2 separate regions of the Homo sapiens genome follow, and region 1 is linked to region 2. A link is a loop called in an ENCODE intact Hi-C map of the cell type or tissue named here. Cell type or tissue: B cell. All regions are shown on one strand. Links, peaks and the distances in the headings refer to the core of each region. The heading gives the core; the rest is flanking DNA. Region 1 overlaps PLEK (pleckstrin). Region 2 has its middle 25 kb from the start of FBXO48.

Region 1 (12,866 bases), core at 2,948-10,947, 55 kb before region 2:
AACAGCAGGACCACTTCTTCCAGGCAGCCTTCCTGGAGGAGAGAGATGCCTGGGTTCGGGATATCAAGAAGGCCATTAAATGCATTGAAGGAGGCCAGAAATTTGCCAGGAAATCTACCAGGAGGTCCATTCGACTGCCAGAAACCATTGACTTAGGGTGATTTTCTGTGTTTACTTCTCTTTACCCATTCCTTCTGAAAGACACAAACATAGCAGATCCTGCTCCAAGGCTTGCTTTGACCACCTCTGATGTTGTATCCACTCTGCCAGGTCAATACTGGCACTTGGTGTACTAAAATGTTTACCTGGGTCTGAAGGAGTGATCCAAGGCCTACTAGCTGAGGAGAGGAGGCGAATGGAGTACAAATTCCCTCATACTGGGTACCAGAGAGAGAGAGAGAGAGAGAGAGAAAGAAACATCATCATTGCATTTATAACATAGCCATAATAAGTCAGTCTTGAAATAAAGCTTTAGGATCTTTAGGTAGAAAGGAAAAAGCAGGGGCTATGCATCCAAGCAAGCAAGGTTTCAAGTTCAAGTTCATTCATTTACACACTCAGGAAGGGCCAGCCAGGGTAAACACCCATCCTGGTGGAAGCCATTTATGTCCTGACCCAGTTTAATGGCCGCTGATGTTGGTTGGCTTGGAATTGCAGGTGATAGTTGTAGACTAAAGGTGGTCAGAGGCCAACAGGAAGATCTAGCTCCTGACAGAGGTTGGGAATGGGATTTCTTCCTTCCTGAGTATCTCACATCTTTGGTCACATGAGCCCCTTTCTCTAGGAGTCACTTTCTTCTTGGTAGTTTTGCTTTTTTGTTGAGCATTCCCTGAAGCAGGAGCCCTGTTGAGAAGAATCCCATGCCAGCTGCTTAAAATGTCCAACAAGAATTTTGTTTTTATGGAGGGTGGGGTGGGGAGAAGCACTGAGAGGAGCCTAAAGACATCCCTTCTGCACTTCTGCATGACGACACAAGACTTGGCATGGCACAGGAGTTTGACAAAGTTTGTGAACTGAGCTGAGTGAGACTCAGCAGCCTCCTTCACCACAAAAGCTTTTTGGCAAAGAGCTCCAACGAGGCACCTAGTGCAGCTGCAGCTGCTGATGGGGGCCATCGAGTGACCACAGTCCTGGCCAGTGCTGTCAGAACTAAGTGGGAAAAATGCTCGGGCTATAGGGAGCCACAGGCTACATGGAAGGGGCCTTCTGTTTTGTTGCTTAGAGCTTCTCTCGTAAGGCTATCTTTGATGTATTACTTCAAGGACAAAAATGAGAACTTCTCACCATTTTGCCTTATATCTCATCATTTTAAAGATAAGACATATGCTTAGTGGAAGCATTCACTTTCTTAAAGGCCAATGTCTACCACAGATGGTCCCTTGAAGAGCATTAAAGAATTGGGATATGAGGATTGAGGGACATTAAAGATGTAGAATGTGTAGAAAATGGACCCTAGGAACCTTTCATCTTTGACCTCTAAATTGGGGCAAATTTCCATCCCAGGAACCAATAATTAAATCAACAAACAGCTGAATGAATTTAAGAGAATTTAGGAGACGTTAAGTACCTTCCAGCATTGCTAAACGCTGTGCAGGCTACAGAGTTATGCAGATATGAATGTTGCCCCTCCACTACTTATGATCTGATGGAGGGAGATTAAGCTCAGGGGATACCTGGGGTGGGGGAGCTTGTGCTCACCTCCCAGAGAGAACTTACCATTCTGAAATGTTCCCCACTCATCCAACTGGGTTTTTTTTTGTTTGTTTGTTTGTTTGCTTTTTTATCTCTGTGCAGTGCCTTATATTTGTCCATGAAAGACACTGAAAAAGGAATAAAAGAACTGAATCTAGAGAAGGACAAGAAGATTTTTAATCACTGCTTCACAGGTAAAAGCACTTGCAGGCCTGAAATAGGGCGACTGGGAAGGCGATATGGAGTCCTCCTTCGGCCTCGTCTGTGAGGTGGGGGTATGAAGTATGGGGGTTGGAAGGGGTCCCAGAATGCAGCCTGGTGAGCCTGAGGATGAAGCTCCTACAGAGTGAAAATAGAAAGAAGTTTGTTGTTCAAGCTAACGATTTTGTTCAAGCTTTATTTGTTCAAGTTAACATTTGTTCAAGCTAACGTTCCAATCAAAGGATTTTTTTTCTCAATAAATGGCATTATGTTGAGACTTGCTAGAAATAGACACAGAATTGGATAAGATGCAACCCTTACTACAATAAACAGGGATTAAGGCATACAATGTAAGTTTTAAATGACAATATTAGGGCTATCAGAGGCTGCACAGGGTCAGGTATTAAGTGTTATGAGTTTAGGTAGTATGGTGTAGTGGTTAAAAACATGTCCTTTAGAGCCAGACCACCTTGGTTCAAATTCTGGCTCTGCAACTTACTAGTTATAAAACCTTGGCTCAATAACTTAGCCTCTCTGTGCTTCACTTTCTCTGTCTATTTAGTGGGGATAATCACAGTGCACCTACCTCATAGGCTTGCCATTATGTGTGTAGAGTAGTGCCTGGCACACACTCAGTGCTATATGGTGCAAGCTCAAGTGGTTATTGTGTTTTAAGTGGTCACATGTCTGTACAACCAATTCCAGGGGTTCAAAAAAAGAGAAAGAACTCAGGGGTTGATGGGATGAATAGGAGGTGGTACCCAAATTTGACCCTGAAAGATGGGTAGAATTTCATTAAATATTTACAGGAGGATTTTTAATGAGGAGCCAGGGCAGAGGATGAGCAGAGGATGGGCCAGGGCAGAGGATGAGCAGAGGATGGGCCAGGGCAGAGGATGAGCAGAGGATGGGCAAAGGATGGTGAGGACAAAGTTATGAGGCAGACATGTGCAGAATATGCATCTAGAAAAAGAAACTGACCAGCCTAGTAGGGCTGACGGTTCATCAGGGGGAGCAAAATGGGATGTACAATTTGGTACTAAGTTTGTCAGATACCAGGCCTGGCTTTCTTATGGTGACAGGAGAGATCAAAGGAAGAAAACTCTGAGCTGATACAGCAAATGTGGAATCTAAGAGGATGTGCCATCAACAGATAATCCATGAAATTGGTCCAGGTCAGGATCAGCAAGGCTAAGGGGAAAAGGCTTTGATCACTGACGATGAGATAGTCCCCCGTGGGAATAAGCCTCAGAGTCAAGGCAGCAGCCCAGCATCAGACAAGGCAGGGCTGAGATTTGGGATCAAGACACCAAGCTGTGGGTGGTGGTATGAGAAAGTGACAAGAACAAGGGAAGTTCCCAACTCTATCAGGACCGAGGTCACTGCAACAGCCTTGGGCAAAGGGAACAGGAGGGCATTTCAATGTAGACTTGGGCACCCAATCCAGGTCAGACTGATTTCCACTGTAATGTGTTACTGAGTCCCAGACTATTGGGCTGGTTTTTTTCTTCTTGTTCTCCTTCTCCTTCTCCTTCTCCTTCTCCTTCTCCTTCTCCTTCTCCTCCTTCTTCCTCTTGTTCTTATTCTTCTTTTCTCCTTTTTCCTCTTCCTCTTCTTTTTATTTGAGACGGAGTTTCACTTTTGTTGTTCAGGCTCACTGCAACCTCTGCCGCCCGGGTTCAAGCGTGATTCTCGTGCCTCAGCCTCCTGAGGAGCTGGGATTACAGATGTGCACCACCATGCCTGGCTAATTTTTGTATTTTTAGTAGATTCGGGGTTTCACCATGTTGGCCAGACTGGTCTCAAACTTCCAACCTCAGGTGATCTGCCTGCCTTGGCCTCTCAAAGTGGCCTGTAATCCCTAAGATTACAGGTGGGCTAGTACTTCTTAAATCCTTCTTGTTGAAGGCCAGGGTGGGTTTTGGACATTTCTATGGGTAGAGCCTTCATGGGGGAGTCAGGTGGCCTCGGCTGGGAGATGAAGGCTGTAGCAGAGACTGGGACCCAGCAGTACTGACACATGATGGAAGACCTTAAATGTCCGATGACAGGCAGACTAGACCAAACTTGTCTTTCAAGCTTCAGCATGCCTCACTGAGTGAGCGTGGATGCAAGGGTTAGAACACTTAAAAGTGACAGCCCAGAGCAGTTGTAACTTTGGCCTAAGATCACTCAGATTCCCTGAGCCTTAATTTTCTTATCCTTAAAATGAGGACTGCAATTACCACCCTGCCTCTTTCACAGGCTGCTATGAAGATAAAAAGAAGAAATGCAGTGTCACTTAGTTTATCTTTGTAGAGAAAGAAAAGTGAGCAAAAGCCTTTCATACATGAAATTCATGGAAGGCTCGCTATCCAACTGCTGTCACTCCTGTTTTGAGGGTGGCATCCCTACTGCTTTTGCCCGGATGACAGGACAGGCAGGCTGTCATGTTGACTCCCTTGTTGGCTACATTTGTAAGGAACACACTGCTTTTTATTTTTATCTTTTTTAATTGACACATAATAGTACGTATTTATGGGGCACAATTAATGTTCTGATACACATATACATTGTGCAGTGATCAAATCGTGGTAACTAGTGTATCCATCACCTCAAATATCTATCTTTTTTTGTTGTAAGAACAAACATGCTGTTTTTAATACAAAGCTTCATTGTAACCTGCTAATAATCCAATGTATGGGTCAATTTCATTTTCTTCTCTTTGCAATCATCTCTTGACCAGAAGATTGCTTAAATGACTTCTCAAGGTCCCTGCTAGACTCTGCAAAGTCATGACAATCAGTGCAGGTGATGTCATCAAATTTTAATTTAGGACATATATCCATCACATTATTTCCTATTTAAAAACTTAAAATGATTTCCCATTAGCCAAATTTCTTACTGTGCCATCAAAGCTCTCCCCACCCACCCTTCACCTCCCTCCTCCTCTTATTTCCTTTTGCCTTCTTTCCACCAACTCCTCCCCTGCCCCATGGGGCTGCTTTATGCCTGAGTGCATCTGTTCACACTGCTGCCCCCTCAGCTTGTGCTGGTTCCTCTGCATCCTGCTTCATATGCTTGGCAAACGCCTACTCATATTTTAAGCCTCTGCCCAGTGTCACTTCCTCTATGAATCTTTTCCTGATGGTGATGCACAGCCCTCTTCTCTCACCTCCTTCACCTCTTTCACACCTTCAGATTTGACCCAGTAGTCTCGCAACTGACTTATAGCAGAGCACTTGTTACAAGACTTATTTATTACACCCATCATGCCCTTTTACACTCCTTGAGGGAATTTCTCCAACACCCAGTAGAGTACCTAGCATCGAGTAGGTGCTCAGTAAATGTTTGTTCATCAATGGGATAAGTGAGTGGGTTAGTAAAACCTATTTCTTTGATGCATGTGTTGCTTTTTTTTAAGACAAAGACTTTATTTTTTTATTTTTAAAGTTATTATTTTTTTATTTTATTTTTGTTTTTATTTATTTATTTTTTATTATACTTTAAGTTTTAGGGTACATATTTTTTGAGATGGAGTCTTGTTATGTTGCCTGGGCTGGTCTTGAACTCCTGGGCTCAACTATCCTACTGCCTCAGCTTCCAGAGTAGCTGGGACAACAGGTGTGCCACCATACCTGGTCATGTGTTTCTTCTTAAGCAGCATGTAGATGTTCTTAAAAACCCTTTACATAGTTTTTTGTTTGTTTGTTTGTTTCTAGTGGGTATCTATCCCACTTATTTTGTTTTCTCTTTCTTGAAATAACAGGGGAGACGAGACAAGTCAGACCTGTGGGTGAGCTGGAGTCAGTTCAGGGGTGATTGTCAGGGGCTTGTTCTTCGGTAAGGAGAGTTAACCTTCCCTGTGCTGGTCCCATCTAGGTAACTGCGTCATTGATTGGCTGGTATCCAACCAGTCTGTTAGGAATCGCCAGGAAGGCCTCATGATTGCTTCATCGCTGCTCAATGAGGGGTATCTGCAGCCTGCTGGAGACATGTCCAAGAGTGCAGTGGATGGAACTGCTGAAAACCCTTTCCTGGACAACCCTGATGCCTTCTACTACTTTGTAAGAAAAGCTCCCCATCTCTTCTTCCTGTAAGGGAGGCTGCCCTGAGCAGATTCTAGATTGATTTCAGTTCATAGACATCTATAGAGCGCTGTTAGGCAGCGGGTAGGGAGGTCAGCCAGGAAGAACAAGGGAATACCTGAAGCTCCCAGGCCCATTTAGAGCTTCTGTTATACCAGCATTTCCCAACTCAACAGCTGCCCTCTCTACAACACTCGCCCTGTCCAAGTGAATTTGTTATTATAAAAGGATACTACTGTTTACTTGAAAAAAAATTTTTAAAGGACATTTTAAAGTTTATTGTTTCCTATTTACTTATTATTATTTTTTATTTATTTAGATGTAGTCTTGCTCTGTCACCCAGGCTGGAGTGCAGTGGTGTCATCTCGGCTCACTGCAACCTCCGCCTCCCGGGTTCAAGCGATTTTCCTGTCTCAGCTTCCCGAGTAGCTAGGATTACAGGCATGCGCCACCACACTCAGCTAATTTTCGTATTTTTAGTAAAGACAGCGTTTCACCATGTTGGCCAGGCTGGTCTCGAACTCCTGACCTCAAGTGATCCACCTGCCTCTGCCTCCCAACTATCTATTCTTATTCTAAGCAATAATTCATTTATAAAACTGTCTTAGACCCTAGTCCATGGCAAGCATTCTCTAAGACAAGAAGATACAGCCACGTAGACAAGCGTACTGGAGGGACAGGCAAAAATCCTGCCCTACTGCAGCTTCCTTTCCAGACAGGAGTCTATAAATCACAGGTTTGATGTATTAAGTGCATTATTCCAAATGTATGTTAAAACACATGACTCTTAATACAAAATGTGTCCACAGATGTCACTTCCTGCAGTCATCTTGTGTACCTCCCACAGTATGCTTACCCACGATTGGGAAACACTATATTATACAATGTGAACCTGTTCTTAGGCCATGTGAGCAATGGTGGATTTCTTGGGGGATTTTGGCAGTTTTGTTTCTATCTTGGATCAGAGCACAGAATTTAGGAAGTTACCTAAGAGAACCATTCTTCTTATAAACATGAAGTGAACACCCTAGAGGGTTTCATTTCACTTTAGGGGAAGTTCCACAGTCTGTTTTTTTTTTTTCTTCAGTCCTTTGATCTGGTCGTTTATAGCCATTTCAATGCAGGATTCTAAAAATACCCATCACAGTGGCTCCTCTTCCTCGGTCTGATTCATCATCTACTTTTGCTGAGCAAGTCCCACTTCCCTCATAACCTCAGGGGAAGAGGCTGGACACATGCTGTCACTTTTCTCCAAGAGGGGGCTCAGTGGCAAATGTTGAGCTGGTGATAGTATTGCCAATGAGAAATTAGCCTGCCCTGCTTTCAAGGATGTGACCATGATATCCCAAGAGAAGGAAGGCTTTGAAGGCAGACATGTGCCTGGTTAGGAAGATGGAGCTAAAGTTAGGATACAGCTTGGGAGACCCTCCAGAATAAAAGGATATTGACAAGATCACACCTGAGTGGAGACAAGAAAGGAACAGCCCCGGAAGCAAGTAAAAGGAGGAGGAGAAACTCGCTCATCAAGGACCTTTGAAGTTCAGATTGGGATGTACACAGGAATGGAGGAAAAAGGAGGAGGCTGCCCTCATGGCTGGAGGGGAGGGGGAATGGAGATGGCACAAGTTGCAATGTGCCTAAGACTGGTGATGTTAGCTTGCTGTTTGATTTTCCAACAGCCAGACAGTGGGTTCTTCTGTGAAGAGAATTCCAGTGATGATGATGTGATTCTGAAAGAAGAATTCAGAGGGGTCATTATCAAGCAGGGATGTTTACTGAAGCAGGTGAGTGGCCACAACTGCTCCCATCTAGCCTTTTCCCTTTACAAGGTCCTTTTTGTTTCTAAGTTACCCAGTGACTTTTGGTTTGTTTGGTTAATAGTCAAGCAGAAAATGAAACCCACAAAGTGAAAGATAGATGAGTAGCTCTTTAGATATCAAAGTGGCTTTAGATCAGGAAGATTGAGTTTGACAGGGCAGAAGATGTCCCTAAAAGTAGGAAAATGCCTCTTTTATCAATATCATAGGAAAAAAAAAGGTGTTTCAAGAAAAATATGGCCGGAGGAGATAAATTGTCTAAGAGATGCCATCCAAAAGACAAAGCTGTCTCATGGTAAAAGTACTTCCATTTTACCTGTCCCTCCTCCCTTCAAAGCAACCAGGAAAACAGGAACAGGCTACACCCAGAAGAGGAACAGAGTACACCACTGAGAGCAAAGAAGAGTCATTCCAGTCTGTGCTTAGGGCATGACAAGACCAAAACCTGGGCATGCAGAGGCCAGTTCACAGGAACAGCAGGCAAAAGTCAAATGCAGATTGAGGGCATGGACAGAGTCCTGGGGGGATGTCCAGGTGTCCACAGGTACAGGCCACCATCAGTCTTGGAGGCAAGGGCTGGAGAGTGCTGAGGAGCTCTAGTCGGTTACCAGGTGCCAAGGCATATGATGCCAAGAGGTAAGAGATGGACAGGGGCCAAGATGACTGAGGAAGCCAGGACCAGTACCTGGTGGAGGAAGTCGCAGGAAGACATGAGAATATTCAGGGGGAAGCTAGTTGATACTTGCACAAGGCATCTTAGAGGCCAAGGCTGCTTTGCAGGACCAAGGTCTTGCCTTCCTGGCTGCACTGTGAGCTGCCTTAAAAGTGCTGCTCAGTATATAATGGAGAGAATCTGTTGCCATCAGGAGATTTCCATGTACTGTCTATAGGCTCCACGGGACTGGGGGATCTGATTTATTTCATGTTAGGACCCTGAATGTCCATCTTAGTGATTAATGGAATGGGCAAGGAGGGAAGAACCAGAGAAGAGCCCATATTTACATTTATAAAGAGGGACTCTGGGCTGGGATAGCTGAAAGGAGGTATAGGTATGGATTTTGAGTTTCACAGGGGGAAGTGGGACATTCGAATGGAAAAATTACCTTCATATCAGGTTTTAAGAGAACAGTGTCCTAAGAAATATATGGCAAGAATTTATAAAGAATTCATGGACTATTATAGTATTTTTTTATGACAGGGTGACCAGCTGGCTAGATTAAAAGAAAGGCATGGGGCAGAGCCAGCCTTATGCCGGGAAGGCTCGGGCAGTTGCCTACGGACAGTTTGCCCGCTGCTGCTTTCTCGTTGGTTTTGCCAAATATTCCTATGTTCCTGGCTCTTTGATTGCAGGTGCTGGAATGTGGCTGTTAAGACAAGAAGAGTAACTTGGGAGGAAATTTCTTTATTTTGTTGATTTCTTCCATAATTCTATATTGTTATCAGTTATTTCTTGAATTAGTTGATTGGGCAAACCCTAATCTAGAATGGGGCTCTTGGAAAGCCAAGGATGAAGGCTAACAGTAGATAAAGTTGGGACTGGACTGGAGCCACGTCTCAGTGAAGCAGCCCAGTAGGAGACCTGGGATGGTCAAAAATTGTGTGTGGGTAATGAGTGTCTGGATGTATTTTGAAGACAATAGGGACAAGGATTGAACTTATGTGTTTTCCTTTGCCTTCCTTTGTCTGGCCTTTGATAGGTACAATTTAGCCTTAGCTAGCTCGGTTGGTGCACATTTGGATCTCCCAGGGAACTGTTAAAACTGCATGCCAGGCCAATTTAATCAGAGCCTCTGGATTTTTACAGCTCCCAAGTGATTCTGATGTGCAGCCAAAGCTGAGAACCACTGAGCCAGCCTTTTTCTTAAAAGCTAATTTATTCTATTATCAGTATACAAGTTAAATAGTCTTTCTTAGAAGCTTCCTTTTTATGTGAAGAAAACAGAAATCTACGTGCATTCAGGAATTTTGTTCTTTTACAATATTCTTTCCTCTGAATTTTTTTTCAGAGGTTGGGGAGCAAAAACCTCTTCGATTTGAATTGACACTTCCCCTTAATGTTTCTAATCTCTTAGCTCAGTGGTTAGTAACCATAGTTTACATCAAAATCACCCAAGGGATTTTCAGAATTTTAAAAACTTTTTCTTAAAATTCCAAAAGTAAGCCTCCCTTGTGTTTACTGCTGGGAGTTAGCCAGGATTAACTTCATAGAAGGCTTGTTATAATGGGAAGCCTCACAGATGGGAAGTAGCTGTGGCTAACTGGAGGCCATTATCCCTGCCCCATTATTTTCTCATCCCAGGATAAATAATCCTACTTGGCAGCAAGTTTGAGGATGAATGATCTTAGATTATATTCAGTATAATCCCTTTTTACATAATTGTTTCTGTTATGACAATGAATAAAGCATCTGCTTGTTTAATTCTCAACCACATTTAGATTCCTTGAGGGAGAGGAACAATGTGTTATATATGCTTCTCTTGTATCTGCTGCAGAGTTCAGCATCCTTCTTGATTTATCATAGGCAATGAACACTTGGGGAGCTAATTAAGTCAAATATAAGTAGATGGCTTTGACAGTTCAGTAACAATTCTTGGAAACCTGAGGCATACATGCATTTCTTAATACTCCTTAGAAAATGCTCATTAAGTGAAAGATGACCAGAAATGTACCTGCTAACTTCCAACTCTTCAACACGTCACATTGTGATGTCAGTGAGGGCTTAAAGGGAATATGGTGGTTGGCTGATTTCACATCCTCCTGTTACCTTCCTCTTCCATTGGCTCATAATAAGTTGGTGATTGTCCAGCAATTGCATAATACAGCATGACATGTGTGTCTGTCAGTGAAGAGGAAATGGTATGGGGTGGCAACTTTAGTGTCGTTATTCTGAAGGGCAACATTAGTTAAGGCAAAGAGCAGCAATGTATACTTTTGGAAGTCTATGCTTTGCAAAAGCCATTTTGGACATGATATAGCAGGTAGGAATATTTTCTGTCCTTGCATATGACTCTGCAGGGGTTCCAGCTCCATCCTTCAGGAAGTAGAAAGTTCTTTGGAAGTGAGTTCCTTCACCAAATGTTTTGCCAAAAAACTTAGGCCCATTTCTGAAAGCTTCCTTGAAGCACCTCTGGATTTATGAAGGAGGCACTGTTTGCTAAGACCACACATGTTTTATTGCTTTCAGCACAAGTAAAATGAAAAATGTTGGAAAATTTGTATACATGCTTGCCAATATGTGGTGCTTTAGAAATTACAAATAATATTTCTTGTATTGGCAAGATAGAAACTCCGTATCTTTTAATATAATACTATTTTTGGCTTCTGGAGTTAAGTCATTTGAATTTCCTGTGGGAAATCATAGAGTCAGGTTTACCATGACAGTTTAAAATCTGCTACACACTAATGGAAATAACTTGGTAACTCACAGCAAGTACAAACAGATATGAAGCAGCTGCTATATGCCAGGCACTGTGGCCCTGGGAAACAAAGATAAGCAAGACACAAATCCTGCCCTTAAAACTCAGTCTAGACAATGTCAGTGTTTAATTCTGTTGGGAAAGGCCAAGTCGTCACCTTCTTTCTTCTTCTTCTTTCTTTCTTCCTTCCTCTTTCCTTCCTCCTACCTTCCTCCCCCTTTTCTCCTCCTCCTCCTTCTTCTTCTTCTTCTTTCTCCTCCTCCTCCTCTTCCGCCTCTTCTTCTTCCTTCATCATGTCTGTTACAGCAACAGGCATTTCCATTCCTACTGCAGCTACCTAAGGTTTAGTTCCTAATGATTTTATGCCTGGATTATTGTGATCCTTCCCTAATGAATTCTTTTTTACTTACCATCTTTTCCTGGGCTTTCCTTTAATCTAGCCAGCTGGTCCATCCTGCACTTTGTCACCATATTAATCTTCTTAAAATGTAATTGTAATTCTTTCACTTCCTACTCAAAAGCCATCAACAACAAACCCTGCCTTTTATTTCCACTAAATCTCTGTCCACTTTTCCCACCTTGCCTCTGCTACTCTTCATGAACCCTACATTCTAGCCAGACTGGTCTTATTCATCAACACCTGAGTATGTCTCTTGCATTCCCACTTCTGCTCTTGTGTTGTCAGTTGTCCTCCTACCCACCTTTGTCTTGCCCATCTAAATCCTGTGTCCCACATGGATAAGTGCAGGTCTTTATGAGGCTTTCTTTGATATCCAAAGCCCACAATTACATATTCCCTACTTAATGCCTTTGGAATCCATTATCTATACCAATTATTTGATTTGGGCATTTGCTACTTTATATTTCAACATAGGTCATAAACTCTTTAAAGATCAGGGCATCTTAAACCTCTTTATTCCCCCTACATTACCTAACACAGCACATTGTACCTAGTACTGCCTTATATCATACTAAAACTGGAAGACAATAATTAGAAATAATTTAATCCACCTCTTCGATCTAATAACATCCATATTATTTATTGGCTGTAGCACTATCTCCCTGACAAAGACCTAGGCCGGGATATTGTTATCCTGGAGTTAGTATTTCATTTTCTCTTTCTTTTCTCAATTCAGCAAATAATTATTCTGTAGGTATTGTTTGTACAGAGTGATGCTGGGAATTCACCATCCCTTCTTTTAATGTTGATCCTGGATACAGGGGCATAGAAGGAAAAACTGGAAAGTGAGGAAGTTCATCTTGAGAGAAGACCCTGCCTACCTGCACTACTATGACCCTGCTGGGGTAAGGTCCTGTGGTTCATAAATCCATTCAAATAAATAAATCCACTGCATTTATAATCTGGGCTTCCTATTCCCCTCTCTACTCTGTTGATATCCCCTTTTTCTCTTTACTGGCCCACTTTTTTTTCTCCCATTCTCCTCTACCTTTTTCTATCCCCTTTCAATGCAAAGATCTGAGATCTTGGGCCTCTGAGGTCAGTATAAGCTTAGGGATGGAACAAAATATCACTATATTATAATTTATTTGGTCAACTCAACATATTTTTCCCCAATCTGATATTTTCAGGGGAATTAAATCAGTCCATGGTTTAATATGCATAAAGGTGATAATTCCTCATCCAGGTCAACTTGGATGAGGGTATTGTTTAA
Region 2 (12,866 bases), core at 2,535-10,534:
GCTACAAGAAGTTACTAAACAGTTGTTAAAGGAGATCACAAAAAAGAAACAAAGTTATTTTAGAAGAGCAGAATTTTATAAATATCTTAAGAGTGGTTAGCCTAGATATGAAAATCATTGTGCAAAGATTGTATCCATATTTGGAAGTACCTATACTTATTATCAGCTGTTTTCACTATGTATAAAAATAAATCTCTCTCCTACGTAAAGGATTGAAGGCTCAACTCTGTGTTGTAAACTGAATAAGAAACACAAGACCTGACAGTGATAGCTTGGTGAGGAAGAAAATGTGTGAGGTTTTAGCTTCAAATAGAAGAAATAACAAGTTTAAAAAAGACAATGTCGTTTAACAGGGAAGCATTTCTGTGTCTTTCCAGATAACGACAATCACTCTTAGCCTTGGGAGAGATTCGGATCTGTTACAGAAGCCACGTGAGAGTGAGAGGAAGATAATATTCCAACTCTGACATTCTTTAAGCTTGACAGCAAGGCTTACAATCCAGTCACTGGTGGGAGGGAAAGGGTTTCCTGTTTTCAGACCTGGAAATTCAGATGGTGGAGCTCATGTAAAGAAGATGCTCCAGCTGGGATGCCAGGTGATGAGGCCAGAAGGGGGTGGTGGTGACAGAAACCTGCCCCTCCTTGTTCTGGTGCTATGGGAAAATCAGGGAGAGAGAATCAGGAGGGACAGAAAAAACCCTAGGCCAATCCAATAACAATGTGTCGTGCTCGAGCCTCTGAGCCATGGTGTGGAGAGTGGGAAGCTAGATAACTTGGAGACAGAGTGGCTTTCCCTGCTTACAGTTTGAGATTCTGGAGGAGACGAGGCTCCATGTCAATGTAGGGTGAACCAGCCCAGCCAAGACAGCTGCTGGGTGTGACCAGGAAGAGAGTAGCTCTGATTTAAACTCCAAGCCTCTTTGTTTCAGATTGAAAGGCAGAGGGTTTATCATTGCCCCTGCCATTGGGAGGAGTGGGTTGCCCCACAGCAGACATTGGAGGGAGACCGACTGGCTCTGTGGGACTACATGGACTTGGAAGAGATTTTGGTCAATAGCCAGGCAATAGCTAAGGGTAGGCCTGATTAGCATGAGATGCCAGTCTCTCCCACACCCTGTCCCCCTCCCCCAACACTTACTGTTTTGTAGAGAAGAGGCCATGCGTGCATCACCTGAAAGGCAGGAGTAGATGCCAGCAGAAAGCCCAGGGACACCATCAGCCAATTATACTCCAGCAGACGTAACACCAGATACTGTGCTGCTTGGGATAGCAATGATGGAAGAATGGATGTTATATGACTTCTCCTGGCTCAAAGTCACTTGAGCATTTTCCTCAAAAATCTGATATTTAATCATTGTTATTGGATTGGCCTAAGGTTTGAAATGGATTGAATATTAAATATTTTTCCCTTGCTGAAACCCAAAGGTTGGAGTCTTGGGGGAAACACCTGCTCTCTTATATCAGTTTTAAAAAGAAATGACACTTTTCTGTATGTATATAGGTTGTGTAAAAAAAATAATCCTTGGCTGGGTGCGGTGGCTCACACCTGTAATCCCAGCACTTTGTGGGGCCGAGGTGGGCAGATCACCTGAGGTCAGAAGTTCGAGACCAGCCTGACCAACATGGTGAAATCCTGTCTCTACTAAAAAAAAAAAAAAAAGAAAAAAAAAAAGAAAAAAAAAAATTAGCAGGGCATGGTGGTGCATAACTGTAATCCCAGCTACTTGGGAGGTTGTGGCAGGAGAATCAATCACTTGAACCCAGGAGATGGAGGTTGCAGTGAGCCGAGATCACGCCATTGCACTCCAGCCTGGGCAACAAGAGCAAAACTGCGTCAAAACAAACAAAACAAAAAAACCACAACCTCTCACAGCATTCAGGATAACTAAATATTTAATTTTTCAATCTGTGTTCCATTTCACTGGCAAAATAAAATTTGCTATGTTATATAAATATGTGTGAGATTATGTGCTCGTGCCATAGTTCCATAAAAATAAGGCAAGTCTGGTTATGCCTTTCGTCAGGTGATTTTTCTTTCATCGAGTCTGTTTTATTCCTGTTTGTCACTGCCTTGGCCTCTGGAGGCATTTGGGGTTTATGCATTTCTGCATTTAAGGAAATCAAATACCTCGTCAGGAACTCCTTGACATTGTGAAGGGAATAAGAAGGGAGGAGAGCAAAGAAAATTCACACACAAAACTCACCCAACAAAATGATTTGTTAGTAATTTCAAAGAAAATGGACATGAATCCAGTAAAAAAAAAATGCATAGAAGTAGGCTTGTAAAGAATGGGTCTGCCACATTCTATGGCAGTTTGTAGGACAGAAAAACACCATATAGTTCCTCATAAAAGAAAGCCTGAGCTACATTAGGGGGGCTTCTTTATCTTTCCTTTCTCTTATTTTCCATCCTTGCTTCCGTCAATAAATGTGTGCTGGGTTCAGTGCTAGACACTGGGATTTCACAAGGAATGAGACAGGAGTGATGGCACCTCACAGTATTTAGTCATTAGGGAAGGAGAAACAGAGAAAAGCCAGTAAAGACATACATAAAGTAAAATAATTTCAAAGTGCACTAAGTCCTCCCTACAAGGGAAACAGGATGTTGAAATGAAACATAACGGGAGCTTGGGAGGGCGGTCAGGGGAGGAGTCTGCTTTGGATATAGCAGGCAAAGAAAGTCTTGCTGAGGAACTGATACAGGAGCTGAGACTTGAACGTAGGTGATCAACTTGTCCCAGTTTGATCAAGACTTTCTTGGTTTTAAAATGAAAAGTCCTGCATCCCCGGAGTCCCTTTAGTCCCAGGCAAACCAGGATGGTTGGTCACCCTACTTGAAAGATGAGAAAGAACCAACATTACACAGAGTAGGGGAGCAAGTACCCCAGAAAGAGGGACTCATATGTACGAAGGTTTAGGGGTGAGAGATAGCTTGGCATGGCCAAGGAACCAAAGGATTGGTGTAAGGGAGGAGGCTAAAGGAACGTGCTGAGGTGGAAGAGACAGGTGGGGACCATGCCACATGTGGAGGCTCCAGTAAATATCTCTGGTTTTATTTGAGACACATTGAGAAACCATTGACAGTTTTCATGTAGGGAGTGACATGATCACATTGGATGCTATTTGGAGAATAGATAGAAGGAATCAAGATTAGAAGCAATGTTGGGATGATATGGTAGTAGTCCAGGTGAGAAGTGAAATTGATGAGGTAGAATGCACAGAACTTGCGTGGATGTCTCATGGGTTTCTGGTTCAAGCAGTGGAATTCACAGTTTAAAGCAATGGAGAAAATTGGAGGAAGAAGAGGTAATTTCTTCCCAATCTCCACCCCTTCTATAGATGAGTTATACATCGGAGACCACAGGTTTTTAGAAGATGTAATTCTTTACAAAGAGACATTCATTCTAGTATTTCAAATTGCTGCCTGCATAAGTAGGAAGCTTCGGGCCCTGGGAAGGGGTTGTCATTCCTCAGTCTCTGACACAGCCCAGTTACTTATTTTTGGAGAAAAACACTGAATATGATGAATGATTTTCTAAGCAGTCAGAAAGATAAATGCAGAGATGGCTAGAAGGAAAAAGTATCCAATGTTCCATGTGTGTACATTCACCACAGCTGTGTTAATTCTAGATCATAAACTCTGCCCAGCGCTATAGCTTGAGAGTTAAAAAAAAAAAAAGAATAAAATATTTTTAAAGGTACTCTGGGCAAAAGAGAACACATTTAAAAAGAAAAACGTGAACAAAAATTTAAGTTAAAAGAATAAAAAAGGAACTATAAGTAAAAAGATTGAGGCAAGAATTATTCAGAAATTAAAGTAATAGATTTGGTTAAAAATAAAAAAGATCAAAAGAGCTATAACTAAAAAATTAAAGTAACAGATTAAGGTAGAAAATTATGGTAAAATTTAGAAAAAGATTAAAAGGATAAAATATACAGTGTAAAGTCAAGAATAGACCACGTGAAAAGTAAAAATGCTAGACCCATAAGATTTAGAAAGGTAAAATCACGACAAACCTAAAATAAGCTGAAGGATAAACAGAGAGAACAAAAATAGAGAGGTGACAAAAGACTAAAGGAGGAATTACATACAATCAAAATGTTAAAACTTGCTAAAATTTAACTCTAAATCCCCAAGCATTTATGGAATAAAGGTCTGGAAAAATAAGCTCCCATTACTTAAGAAGAAACAAAGCTGACAAGCCACATGACTTACTAAGAGCAGCCTCTGAGCCTACACAACCCTCATGGGTTGGGGGCTCCAGTCGGGTTTCTTGAGGGCAGTGCAGGGGGGCCTGAATTGCCAGGGTATGTGTATTAGTCTGTTCTCATGCTGCTGATAAAGACATACCCTAGACTGGGTAATTTATACAGGAAAATGCATGTAATGGACTTATAGTTCCACATGGTTGGGGAGGCCTCACAGACCTGGTGGAAGGCAAGGAGGAGCAAGTCACATCTTATGTGGATGGCGGCAGATAAAAAGAGAGCTTGTGCAGGGCAACTCCCATTTTAAAAACTATCAGCTCTCGTAAGGCCTGTTCACTATTATGAGAACAGCATGGGAAAGACCTGCCCCCATAATTCAATCATCTGTCACTGTGTCCCTCCGACAACATGTGGGAATTATGGGAGCTACAAGATGAGATTCAGGTGGGGATACAGAGCCAAACCAGATCAGCGCGTGACCTCTCATGTATCTGTTTAATGCCAACAGCAAGCCTGCTGGTCAACAGCAAGCAGAGCTCATATCTGCTATGTCAACAGCAATTCCAAGGAAGGGAATTCCTCCAAAGGTTGTTGGCAGGATAGCTTCTGTATAGTAAGCACTCAACTATTATTGTTATCTATGGACATTAATCTTGAGTGTTGACTTTTGAATCAAAAATACATTGTACTTTGGGCAGGGTCAGGAAAGTAGAATCCAAAAGTAAGTCATATTGAGATAAAATTATACACCATACTTGGGTACATTTTACTTTCCATTTTGAGGTGTGGATACTGTGTGTGTGTGTGTGTGTGTGTGTGTGTGTGTGTGTGTGTGTACTAAAGCACATAATCCAGGAGATGAATTTCAAAATTTCCATGTGATAGGTTTATTTTTAAATGAAATGAAATTTTGGATGTGAATTTTGGTTACTTTGCTCAACTCCCCAAGGCCTCTGGCTCATTCTTTCTGCCTATGCGAGTTTTCAGAGGGAAAGAATAAAAACATAATCTTAGAAATGTTCTCATCCCCAGGTGAACTCCTTTTACAGTCTTTTCACACAAGAGACTAGAATTTATTCACAATGTTAGTAAAAGGGTGAGAAATTTCTTTACACTTAACCCAACCTCAGAGCTCATATCTGCTATGTCAACAGAATATACTCACACCTACAGCTTGGTTTCACAGAGCTACAGAGTCAGTGGAAATGCCAGGCTGAAGTTTTGGAGAACAAATCCGTATGAAATAATATCCCTGTGGCAAAATACAGAATAATGACTTGGGCCTTTGTGGATAAAATACGCAAAAGCTGAATTTAAGTGTTCTTAATTGGATCTTTGAAGGTTCAGATAGAAACCTAGGGGGTGGCCTGTTGGCCAGGCCAGGTCTGAAGGGTGGAGTGGGAAGAGAAGTCTCTTCATTGGAGTATTATGTTCCCTGATATCTTATATTTCTAGCAGAAGAGGCTTTTTGTCATTTTGGGGCTATACTCTATGTTCTCTCTGGGGAAACACCCTACTCCATTTTCAGTCCAACCCTCCCACCTGGTTTGGGCAGGACTAGTTTCAGTTCTGTCATTTGCAACTAAAAGGGTACAGACAAATTCTGACTTTTGAGGTTTTGCAATCAGCCAACAGGGCTGCAATGGGGAACTAGCTGCTCCCACTCAAGCGCTTTGACTGGGCTTTAATAGAAGTATTGCGCCCTCTGCTGGCAGAGGATTAGCATTGACCAGATCTCAAGGACGATGTGACAGAAAGCATTTTAGAGCCAGTCCTGGAGTCAAGGTCTTTCTCCTCCATATGCAAGCTGTTTTGCTTTGCTTAAGTAATGTTACTTCTATAAGTCTGCATTTTTGTATCTTAAAAATATTAATGTCAGAAACTACCTTTCAAGACTCTTTGATGAGTACATAAATGGCCATGTGAAAAGTACTTAATCGTTGAAAGATACTATTATAAGACAGTTTTGGCGAAGAAAGTCAGACTGTTTATCAAGTTTTTTCATGGTTCTAAAATATGATATTCAATGTTATTGGTTCTCTGGAGCTGAGAAAACATACATACATTGTATCAACTGAAGAAACTATTGTTATAGAATGTAGAGTACTAATATTAGTAAAGTTCTTAGAAATTTTCAGGTGAGAAATGTATAACAAATCAGATATGCCAAAAAGTCCCTTTATAAAATTTAATATACATTTCCAGTAGAAGTATTAGATAAAATAGACATTAATGGGTTTTCCTTTAACATGATTTTATATATGTATGAGAGACAGAGACACAGGAGAGAGGGAGGGAGAGAGAGAGAAAGAGAAAGAGAATATTATAATGGAGTAATACTAGAATACTGGAAACATTCCCACTAAGGCAAGAAACAAGGTAAAAATGTCTGCCATCTCCATTACTATTTAACATCATATTGGAGACATTAGTATACTAGTTAAAAAATTGGGGCATAAGACTTGGAAAAGTAGTTAAACTCTCTCCATTTGCAGTTGATATGACAGTATATCTGGAAAACCCAATAGAATAAATGATGACTCTAAATGAACAAAAGACCTCAGTAAGTTAGCAGGCTACAAAATGAGTGTACAAAAATCACACGTGTGTGTGAGTGTAAATGTGTGTGTATGTAAATGATAGCTAGTTAGAAGATAAAAGAAGAAAAAATTCAATTTGCAATAATGACAAAAATATAAAATACTTGAAAGTAAACTTAAGAGGTAATGTGTAAAATCCATATGAGGAAAAGTTTAAAACATTCCTAAAAGACAAATGGAAATATTTCTTGGTCTTGGATAAGATAACTTGACATTATGATGAAATAAATTATCTCTAATTTAATACCACCCTAATAAAATTGCAATATGTAGTTTTCCTGGGACTACAGAAATTGATTCCAAAGTTCATGTGGATAAACAAACATATATGCTTAAATAGGAAAACCAGTAAAAAAGGTCAGTGAAGAGAGAGAACCCTATTAAATATCAATGCACAATAAATATTTTGTATAATTAAAACAGTGTGGTATGAATGGATAGACAGATCTGGAACATAATGGAAAGTTCAGAAATAGAACCAACTAAAAAGAAAATTTTCATATAAATAAGGTGGCATCTCAAATTACAGACAGACTTATTAATAAATGGTGTTAGGACAACTGAACAGTCACTTGAAAACAGATAGCTTTGGATCCTTAACATACATTATACTCCAGGAAAAACTTATATAGAAAGAATGAGCCACATAAGTACTTGAAGAAAACATAAGTGAATTTGTTTGTAATCTTGTGGTGGGAAAAATTTTAAACCATGTTCATCATCCAGATATAATAGCAGAAAAAAAGCAATAATTTTGACATCAATAAAAAGGACTGGTCAGGCGTGGTTCCAGTACGTTGGGAGGCTGAGACAGGAGGATCTCTTGAGCCCAGAAGTTTGAGACCAGTCTGGGCAACAAGGGGAGGCTGTCTACACACACACACACACACACACACACACACACACACACACACAATTATTTGGATATGGTGGTGCATCTCTGTAGTCCCAGCGAGCTGGAAAGCTGAGGTGGGAGGATCACTTGAGCCTAGGAGGTCAAAGCTGCAGGGAGCCATGATTGTACCACTGCACTTCAGTCTGGGCAACAGAGAAAGACCCTAACTCTAAAAATATAAATAAAATAAAATGTAAAGAATATTTGTTTAAAAAAAAAAGCATCACAAGCAAAGTCAAAAGACAAGTGACAAACTGGGAGTAATATAATTGCAACATATGTCATAGATAAAGAACTAAACTCCTCAATTTACAAAACACTCAAAAATTGAGAAACACAAAGATTCATACACACCAAAACCCACCCATGCCCTTAAACATATAAACCTCATGTTTATGGCAGAGAAATTTGAATTAAATTTACAATGAGGAAGTTCTCTCAACTTTAGTGTATATTTGGAAAAGCTCATAGTAAATTACTGAGAAAAAATTAATATATTTCTCATTTTCAGGTTGGCACACATTCAGAAGCTTGAAAACACATTTTTCTGTGATCAGCTGAGGGAAATTTCAATCTGAGCTGGGTATTAGATGATATGATTATTGGATGAAAGTTAAATTTCTTGGGTGTGATTATGGTTATGCAGGCATGTGTGCATTTCCTTAAGAAATACATGCTATGTCAGGGCGCGGTGGCTCATGCCTGTAATCACAGAATTTTGGGAGGCTGAGGTGGGCGGATTACGAAGTCAGGATATTGAGACCATCCTGGCCAATATGGTGAAACCCCATCTCTACTAAAAATACAAAAATTAGCTGGGCGTGGTGGCATGTGCCTTAATCCCAGCTACTTGGGAGGCTGAGGCTGGAGAATCACTTTAACCATGGAGTCAGAGGATCACGCCACTGCACTCCAGCCTGGTGACAGAGCGAGACTCCACCTCAAAAGAAAAAAAAAAAGAAAGAAATACATGCTATGATATTCTGGGGCAAAATGTCATGAAGTATGCAAACCTACTTTCAAATACATCAGCTCAACAAAAGTGTGTGTGTGGTTTTATATTTATCTCTCTTATTTCTTTTTTTTTTTTTACTGTGTCAATAAAAGTTTATTCACAGACATTGAAATTTGAATTTCACGATTTTCATGTCATGAAATATATTTTTAACTTGTTTTCAACGATTTTTAAAATGTAAAAAACATTCGCAGGCCATATATCAGGCAGTGGGCAGGATTCAGCCCACATGCCAGTTTGCCAACCCTATCTTACGTGAAGATACCGACAAGACCAACCTTAACTTCTCCTAAAACCAAAATTTTCAAAGCAGACTATTAACAAGAGCATGCCCCGCTCCAGATTCCCCAGAATTGTGAAGGAGGTGAGGCTGCTGGTACAGGAGGACAATGGTCTGGCATGGCCCCTCTGTTCTGAAACCCCTGGTCCCCAGCACAGGGGAGTGGGCCTCAGCTTTGCAGACAGCACTGTTTCCAGATCACTGTTAAAAGGAAAACTAAGGATTCTAAGTCCCCAGCGAAAACCCACACCAAAATCATCACCAGCGTGCACATCTGTTCCCTTGTTGAGATTTAATCACTGAAGAGCAGGTGGAAGCCGTCCTGAACGAATTACCCCATGTACCTAGAAGCCTCTTCCCAAATCAAGCAGTGATCACCTCACTCATAAACAGAGCACGCACCCAAAGGTTTTGCTTGATGTATTTTGAGACTAGTTTCACGTGTTGCTGCTAAACGTTTCCAGGGAGTTGCAAAAGTTAATCCTTATGGATCGGTGATTGAAATACAGTGACATCCCTGCTGCTCTGCAGTGTGCGCAAAGGTCAAATCAAAATAACAAACACGCACGACGTCTTCGATCACCTTCCTGTAAAACCGGGTTTCTAGCCGGACCCATGTCCTCACAGTTCCTGAATCAAGTTCACCGTCTGTGCAAGCGCCACCTGACAGAGCTCCCTGCGACACTGAAACGCGTTTGGGCACTTCCCACGTGGGAACCACTCGCCACGGGCACCTCCTGAGTACAAGGTGCAGTGCTGGGGCTGGGGCAGGCTGAAGCGTTCGTTCTAAGTTTCTTTATTATTATTATTATTATTATTATTATACTTTAAGTTTTAGGGTACATGTGCACAATGTGCAGGTTAGTTACATATGTATACATGTGCCATGCTGGTGCGCTGCACCCACTAACTCGTTATCTAGCATTAGGTATATCTCCTAATGCTATCCCTCCCCCCTCCCCCCACCCCACAACAGGCCCCAGAGTGTGATGTTCCCCTTCCTGTGTCCATGTGTTCTCATTGTTCAATTCCCACCTATGAGTGAGAATATGAGGTGTTTGGTTTTTTGTTCTTGCGATAGTTTACTGAGAATGATGATTTCCAGTTTCATCCATGTCCCTACAAAGGACATGAACTCATCGTTTTTTATGGCTGAATAGTATTCCATGGTGTATATGTGCCACATTTTCTTAATCCAGTCTATCATTGTTGGACATTTGGGTTGGTTCCAAGTCTTTGCTATTGTGAATAATGCCACAATAAACATACTTGTGCATGTGTCTTTATAGCAGCATGATTTATAGTCTTTGGGTATATACCCAGTAATGGGATGGCTGGGTCAAATGGTATTTCTAGTTCTAGATCCCTGAGGAATTGCCACACTGACTTGCACAATGGTTGAACTAGTTTACAGTCCCATCAACAGTGTAAAAGTGTTCCTATTTCTCCACATCCTCTCCAGCACCTGTTGTTTCCTGACATTTTAATGATTGCCATTCTAACTGGTGTGAGATGGTATCTCATTGTGGTTTTGATTTGCATTTCTCTGACGGCCAGTGATGGTGAGCATTTTTTCATGTGTTTTTTGGCTGCATAAATGTCTTCTTTTGAGAAGTGTCTGTTCATGTTCTTTGCCCACTTTTTGATGGGGTTGTTTGTTTTTTTCTTGTAAATTTGTTTGAGTTCATTGTCGATTCTGGATATTAGCCCTTTGTCAGATGAGTAGGTTGCGAAAATTTTCTCCCATTTTGTAGGTTGCCTGTTCACTCTGATGGTAGTTTGTTTTGCTGTGCAGAAGCTCTTTAGTTTAATGAGATCCCATTTGTCAATTTTGGCTTTTGTTGCCATTGCTTTTGGTGTTTTTAGACATGAAGTCCTTGCCCATGCCTATGTCCTGAATGGTAAAGCGTAGGTTTTCTTCTAGGGTTTTTATGGTTTTAGGTCTAACGTTTAAGTCTTTAATCCATCTTGAATTGATTTTTGTATAAGGTGTAAGGAAGGGATCCAGTTTCAGCTTTCTACATATGGCTAGCCAGTTTTCCCAGCACCTTTTATTAAATAGGGAATCCTTCCCCCATTGCTTGTTTTTCTCAGGTTTGTCAAAGATCAGATAGTTGTAGATATGCAAAAATATGGAACACTAAGTTTCAACAGCCTCGTATGGCGAGCAGCTACTGCGGGGCAGCGCATCACCTGGACCGTGAGATGGTGGGAACAACAGGAAAGCGTCCACAGCGTCGGCGATAGATCCTCCTAGAGGAAGCGCGCCAGGCTCCAGAATAGCAGAAAACTGACAGCTGCCACCACTGCAGGTTCACACGCTGCCTTCAACGTGAAGGTAAAGTGCTTCCACTCCACCCGTCTGGCTTCCCTTCAACCAGAAAGGAGCACAGGCACCAGGCAAGAGCCTGTGCCCAGCAACACAGAATGTTCTAGAGCCCAGGAGACAGTCCCGTTCTCTGAGCTGAGCTGGTCGCACCTGATGTCACCTTTTCCTTTTTTTTTTTTTGAGACGGAGTCTGGCTCTGTCACCCAGGCTGGAGTGCAGTGGCGCGATCTCGGCTCGCTGCAAGCTCTGCCTCCCGGGTTCACGCCATTCTCCTGCCTCAGCCTCTTGAGCAGCTGGGACTGACTACAGGCGCCCGCCACCACGCCCGGCTAATTTTTTGTATTTTTTTAAGTAGAGACGGGGTTTAACCGTGTTAGCCAGGATGGTCTCAATGTCCTGACCTCGTGATCTGCCCGCCTCGGCCTCCCAAAGTGCTGGGATTACAGGCGTGAGCCAAAACGCCCGGCCACCTTTTCCTTTTTGAAGGGAGATGCCAGGATGCAGGGGGAACAAGTGAAAACTACTTTTCCTGTTTCGAGGGTGTGGGGCACCACCGACAGCCAAGATCAGCAACGCCAGGCTGACTCCCCCGGCCTTATCTTCTTGGCCTGCCCATTGGCCCAGGTGGGGGACTCAACTGCGCTGCTGCTTCTTCAGCTGCTGCTGCAGTCTCTCCTCTTTCTTCTTCAGGTAGAAGGTTATGTTGTCAAAGTTGGCCTTGTAGAGACTGCTAAAGCTGGGGTTCACGCAGGCAGAGCCTTCCAGCATGGCCCGGTTCCCACAAAGAACACTGGAGACTTTCTTTAACATGGCACTTTCAGGAACAGACTGCCACTGGCCACCCACAGGCCTGCAGAGCACCAGGGGAGGGGGGCTTCCAGGCAGTCCTGGAGCACCGACAGCCCCTGGGTTTCCTCAAAAGCTACATCCCACACTCGATGCTGGAATGACAGCTGCTGCCTGTACACCAGCTTCTGTCTACCGGCGTGAAACTGGAAGATGTATCCCACAGCAATGCAGGTGCTCAGAAGCACCACCCGGTTCTCCTGGCACCAGAACGCAATCCTGGACGCGGCAAACCTCTGGGGGGACCTGGAGGTCCGCGGACTCTTGGAGACTGTGGAGGTGACAGAAGTGAAGTTGGCGGCCGCTTCTGTACTCCCAGAGCCTCAGGGTGCAGGCCCCGGAGGAGGATGGAAGCAGCTCAGGCTGAGTGGGCAACATGGAGATGTAGTTCACAAACTGTGTGCCCGAGGCAGGAGGACTCAATGCTGCGGGGCATGGCGGCCCTGCTGACCTGGATCTTCTCGTCCCGGTCCGCAGTGAGGACGAAGTGGTCATCAGGATGCACAGCCACGTCTAATAGCATGGACAGAAAGGTGCTGCAGCTCCAGTCGGCCGCATCCGTGTGGCTCCAGCACCGAAGAGGAGACGCCTCCAGACTTGTCAGCCACCAAGACCTTCTCTTCGGAGGCTGTGAAGGTCAGGTCCGTACACCTCCTTGTCATGGTCCTGACACTCAGACATTGCCATGGTTA

The links. Peaks named below come from ENCODE experiments on the same cell type or tissue, not always from the same donor. Only the 100,000 strongest peaks of a DNase experiment are listed, where the experiment ranks them.
Region 1: it touches region 2 in a loop (9-fold over the local background); 7 of 110 quality-filtered maps call a loop at or near these places.

The regions. Positions count from the first base shown.
Region 1 is chr2:68,380,748-68,393,613 of GRCh38, forward strand. It overlaps PLEK (pleckstrin), which reads left to right. Exons shown (of 9, transcript NM_002664.3): 3 at 1-157; 4 at 1,795-1,886; 5 at 5,755-5,939; 6 at 7,640-7,744; 7 at 12,415-12,498. Among named protein-coding and RNA genes, the nearest start is that of PLEK, 22 kb to the left of the region's middle. RefSeq lists enhancers at 6,529-6,708, 6,729-7,148, 8,399-8,448. In B cell, for the core only: no CTCF peak of the experiment used is centred there; DNase peaks (open chromatin) are centred at 4,954, 6,954, 7,744 and 8,154; H3K4me3 peaks cover 1,505 bases; H3K27ac peaks cover 8,000 bases.
Region 2 is chr2:68,436,011-68,448,876 of GRCh38, forward strand. It overlaps the pseudogene WDR4P2. Among named protein-coding and RNA genes, the nearest start is that of FBXO48, 25 kb to the right of the region's middle. RefSeq lists enhancers at 5,411-5,460, 5,551-5,600 and a silencer at 5,791-6,030. In B cell, for the core only: CTCF peaks have their summits at 5,919 (motif pointing left) and 6,126; a DNase peak (open chromatin) is centred at 5,831; H3K4me3 peaks cover 506 bases; H3K27ac peaks cover 1,057 bases.